Linked DNA regions of Mus musculus: region 2 is linked to region 1. The links are chromatin loops, found by intact Hi-C in ENCODE. Cell type or tissue: heart. All regions are shown on one strand.

Region 1 (2,500 bases):
TTACATGCCTTTCATCCCAGCACCTAGGAGGCTGAGGCAGGACAGGAGGATTGCAAGTTTGAAGCTAGTCTGCAATTAATAGTGAAAACCTGTCTCAAAAGGAAAAAGGGAGCCGAGCAGTGGTGGCGCACGCCTTTAGTCCCAGCACTTGGGAGGCAGAGGCAGGCGGATTTCTGAGTTCGAGACCAGCCTAGTCTACAGAGTGAGTTCCAGGACAGCCAGGGCTACACAGAGAAACCCTGTCTCAAAAAACAAACAAACAAACAAACAAAAAAAGGGGGGGGGAAGATAGGGAGATAACTACACAGACAGACATGAGTAAACAAAGAGAAGAACAGAGGCTAGTCCTTAGGGACCACTGTAATTTGTTAACCTGAAATCACTCTCTTCTTCCTACAGCTTTTATTCTGGCCATGGGATATTCCTCACTTTGCTATTTTCTTTTTAAATAAATCTGTAGGAAGCTTTATTACATTCATTCGATCTTAAAATAAATAAGTTAGTCCCACCCACTGGAACTACCCAGATAGCTGATCAATTAACTGTACAACATCCAGTAAATGTTTTTCCTAACATGGGCCTCTAGCTAGCCCTACTTGAGCCCCTGGTCATGTCTAGGATGCCTCCAACCTCAGTCAGTCTCTGCAGCCCGTATGTTTTCCTGAACACCTTCTCTTCGATCCCGTTCTGACCCAGTTCCATCCTCTCCTGCCTATCTCAATACGTGGCTTGACCTGACCAGGCCCTGATCGCTCCTTATTGTCACTATCTGCTGAATGGGGTTGTCGCCAGGATGGAATGGGAACCTAAGTCCAGGAACGCAGGACCGGTTCCCGTTTCCATCACCTCCGGTCCCCACTGGCCAAATAGACATCAGAAAACACTATGTAGGATGGTCCACAAGGACAGAGAAGGAAGAGACTAAAAGACACCGGGAGTCTGTGGCAGCAGAAAAGGTAAAGTTGAGGGACGGAGAGAAACTTGGAGAAACTCCATCTCTGGAGGAGCGTGGAGCCCTGGCCACCCCTGGCTGGCTCCCCGTCTTCTCCACCCCGCTTGGCCAGAGAGCGCCCTTCAGCGGAATTCAGACCTGTCGATACCCTTGAGCAACTTGCCCACGTTCGCTCTCATCTGCTCAAACATCGCCATGATCACTGTTGCCTTCGGCAGCCTCAGCTGGAGTCGAACACCAGGCACGGTGCTTAGCACTAGAGGACCGGAAGAGAGGTGTAGGAAGCGGAACCTGCGTCACACCCTCCCTCCAGCTCCTACAAGGAAGGCAAAGGGAAAGGCGCTTTCAGCACCAGCGCCGGTTGTTTTTTTTTTTTTTTTTTTTTGTCTACCACGTGATTTCCTTCCAGCAGTTGTAACTTGCGCATGCGCAATGAGCTCACTTAAAAGAGACCAATAGCGTGAGAAAAGGTTTAGTCTGCCTTACTACGCAGGCGCCAGGAGGCGGGCTAAGCTTTTCCCGGGCCGCGCAAACTTAGTACTTAAGCTTCTGACGCGCGTGCGCTGGAGTTGTACGGGGAAAGGAGACTTTATTTTCTCTACGCATGCGTAGCCTTAAGCGTTTAGCCCCGTGAAGGGTTGCTGTTTCCTTTTCTTTGAGTTTAGTCGGGTGGGAGATGCTCTCTGAAGCCCTTCTTGTCTCCGACTTGGGTGCCTGAGACAGCATCTTGTATGTATCTTCACTTCCTCGCTGGTCCCCACTCGGTTCCGTACTGCTACAGTGCTGTTAGGAGGCCGGGAAGGCAAAAGACACCTGTAGTCTCCATCGGCTCTGCGTAGGGGCTACTAACAAGTGTTCCACGTCTGCCACAGATTCCCTACACGTTTGAAGCGTTGCACAGACATGTGCCATGCGGGCAGGTGCCCTGAGCTCAGCTGTCACTTAAGTCACATGCATGTGTCACGAGTAAACAGGTCTTCTGTGAAACCTAGCCAGCTTTGTGCAGACCTGCAACCTCTGGCTTGATTCCAGATCTTCAAGAACCCAGCAGAGGTTCAACCGTAACCTATGACTCCTCCCAAAATAGAGTGTTGGGGAGAGGGTGCTAGGTCAGCCCCAGGTTGCATTTAAGAACTTTTGCATCTTATTTACATAGTGTCCTTCAGTGGGTAAAGGGGAGTCCCATGGGTCCCAAGGCGATCAAACTCTCAGAACCCAGGGGACGGGGGTGGAGCCCTCTGTGCAGCCCTCTGCACAGCCCTGCAGCTGGGGCAGGAAGCGAGAGTGGGGAGGGGGAAGGCCACAGCCCACAGAGTCAAGGCGGGCCCAGGACTTGTGTGGAGACAGAAGGTAATACCAAAGCTTGAACCCTGAGGCCCTGTTGGCCCCCTGGGCACTGGCCCAGCCCCGGCCTCCAGGAATGGCCCTTGTGGACCCCGACATTTTTAATAAGGACCCTCGAGAACACTATGATCTACTGCAACGACTGGGTGGTGGAACTTATGGAGAAGTATTCAAGGTGAGAAAGCCCTTCTGTCTCCTCCACCA
Region 2 (2,500 bases), 550 kb before region 1:
TAGAGCATTCCAAGCTGGGGAATATTTGTGTAACATGAGTTTGGAAATCTATAGAAGGGTCTAAGAAATATGAGAAGAGGACAGGGCGTATATAGGAGGTGGAAGCAAAGAGAGGAGAGGAGAGGGTCCTCTAGGTGAGTTTTGGCATCTAAGAGCACTTCCTGAGTATCTGAGGACGACTGTTCTGGGATATGCAAGCTCTTTAAGGATGATGTAGTGTTCACCAGGGACATCCTGAAGAATTTGGGGATAAGAGTGAAAATCTCTAAGACTTTTGGAATGGGGAGAGGTAGAAGGGTAAATTCTTGGGGGTATTTGAAGAAGTCTGAAGGAGAGATGACTTGAATATGTGATGCAGATGGGGGGGGGGTTAGATGCAGAGAGTATCTGGGGGCGGTTTAGGGGCTTTAAGGTTCTTCCTGGGGGAGATGCCTGGAATATCTGTGCTGTGAAGACAGATGACGAGTAGCCACCAAGGAATGTGTTGCGATTCAGGAGGAAGATGTGAGGAGAGAACCAAGGACCAAAGGGCGGGGATCCACAGGGAGCGTCCCCAGAGGAGGCAGTTGAAAGCTGAGGGTGGTCTCCGGGGAGGCCGCTGGAGTCGTGCGGGAGGACCAGGCAGATGTGTGCCGAGTCAGGACAGAAGTCCCCGGGCCCGGCCCCTCGGCTAGCCCCAGGGCGTGACGGTTTGGGAGGGAAACTGAGGAAGGGGCCCGGGTAGGGAGAAACGGGCTGAGTGCGGAACCCTAAGGGGTCCTCCAGGATCCTCCGGCCTCCCGAGGCCCGAGTCAGCCGCCCGCCGCAGCCCGCGGCGCGGGGTCCCTGAGGGGGCGGGGCCGGCCGCGCGGCCTGGGTCGCCCTGAGGGGAGCGCCGCGCGCCTCGACCGCCGCCGCCCCGCGCCCGCCGGCCCGGCCTTGCCCGAGACTCACCGCCTCGGCCTCCGCCGCCGCCGCCGCCACCCGCACCTCCTCGGGCAGCCGCCGCCACCCGCGCCGCTGCCGCCGCCGCCGCCGCCGCCGTCGCCCCCTCTCTGGCCCGAGAGCTCCCCTCCCTCCTCCCGCACCGACCACCGCCGCCGCCGCCGCCGCCGCCGTCGCGCTGCGTCACCGCGCCGTGCGTCACCGCCCCTGGCCCCGCCCCGGAGGGCCACTGTGCGCCAGCATTAGCTCACACCCTATTGACAGACGGTGAGCCCAGCCAACTGGCGGCGAGGGCAGACCGAAGGGTGGGAGGTGTGCGGCAAGAAAGGCGGGGTCTTGGCCTGGAGGGGAGCGACAGGGCTGGAAGGAGGCCTGAGAGGCCCGCCCCCTCCTCACTACGATTGGTCTGACGAGAAGGTGACGGACAGACGGACAGGCCCCGGGCGGAGAGCAGAGGGCCGGGAAGAGGAGGGGCGCGCGCCGCGTTGCCCCGGGCAACGGTCTGGCGAAGCCCGCGATTGGACCTACGGACCCGCAGGGGGCAGTCTCGCGCCGGTCTAACTCAGTAGCGGCGAACCCAGTCACAATTCCTCATTCTGGCGTTCAAGGACCCCCTCCTCTCCGCCCCTCGGTCACACCCCGCCCAGGGTTTGTGTCCGGTAGTACCATCGCCCTTTGGGATGACAATGCTGCCTCCTGGCTCCTGGTATCGATCGGCCGCGCCTCAAGTGACACCTCAAGATGAGCGAGGTCGACCCTTTAAGGGTGGAAAGAGATAAGACCCCACACATAAGAGGCTGTCAATAAATGGAGATTGCTTCCATCACTCTTGTCGTGATCTTAGTCCATCCACAAACTGTCCTGCGCTGGGGTGAACTGACTGGAAAGGGGCCGGCTCTCCAGAAGGGTGACAGCAACGTGGCTTGTTCCGAGAACTCCAAGAAATACAGTCAGGGTGGAGTGTCGAATTTACGACAGGGAGTGGTAGGAAATGAGCTGCGGCTAGATGTTTGGCCACTGGAGGGAGTATGCACTTGTGCTAAAGGCACAGCGACTAGAGTGACGGGGCCAGTAAGGTCTTGGGGACTTGGGAGTTTGGAAGGGACGCCTCTAGCTTACATAGGGAAGTGGGGTGAGAAGGAATGAGACACAGAAGAGAGAACCCAGGGAGCTACCTGGGGAGTTGGGGCGGGGTTGCATCTGGAAGGGACCTTGGGGAGGGAGGAGGTGCGAAGTAGGCGGGACACTCAGGTGGCCCATTGAACTAGCCTTTTGCCACTGGCTGGCCACAGGGCGGAAGAGAAAAGTCCAGGACAAAGCCCTCTGGGAGATTGGGTCCCAGAGGAGAAGCTCAATGTGGGACAGCCAACACTGAGGTCAAGACCATTGCCCCACCTCGGGCACAAATTGAGGCTGGAGACCAGGATTTAAGGATCATTAGAGATGGTAATTGAGGTTGTGGGAGTTTGTGACCAATCCCAAGGAGGGTATGAGGGGTGAATGGAGACAAGGCTCAGACGGAATTCTGAGAAATGAGGGCACATGAGTTGAGAAAAGAAATGAGTACTAGACCAAC

What was found. Hi-C counts contacts between places; a loop is a spot of excess contacts. Peaks named below come from ENCODE experiments on the same cell type or tissue, not always from the same donor. Only the 100,000 strongest peaks of a DNase experiment are listed, where the experiment ranks them.
Region 2: a loop joins it to region 1, with 2.3 times the contacts of the local background. A loop is called at or near these places in 1 of 42 quality-filtered maps.

What each region holds. Positions count from the first base shown.
Region 1 is chr7:28,980,584-28,983,083 of GRCm38, forward strand. Eif3k (eukaryotic translation initiation factor 3, subunit K) reads right to left here and starts at 1,305. Exons shown (of 8, transcript NM_028659.3): 1 at 1,091-1,305. The coding sequence starts at 1,149. Map4k1 (mitogen-activated protein kinase kinase kinase kinase 1) reads left to right here and starts at 2,271. Exons shown (of 32, transcript NM_008279.2): 1 at 2,271-2,471. The coding sequence starts at 2,373. In heart, a CTCF peak has its summit at 1,408; DNase peaks (open chromatin) are centred at 1,418 and 2,218; H3K4me3 peaks cover 2,239 bases; H3K27ac peaks cover 1,951 bases.
Region 2 is chr7:28,435,205-28,437,704 of GRCm38, forward strand. It overlaps Samd4b (sterile alpha motif domain containing 4B), which reads right to left and starts at 987. Exons shown (of 13, transcript NM_175021.3): 1 at 934-987. It also overlaps a transcript of Gmfg not described here. In heart, CTCF peaks have their summits at 1,453 (motif pointing right), 1,652 and 1,950; DNase peaks (open chromatin) are centred at 637, 1,267 and 1,937; H3K4me3 peaks cover 2,500 bases; H3K27ac peaks cover 2,076 bases.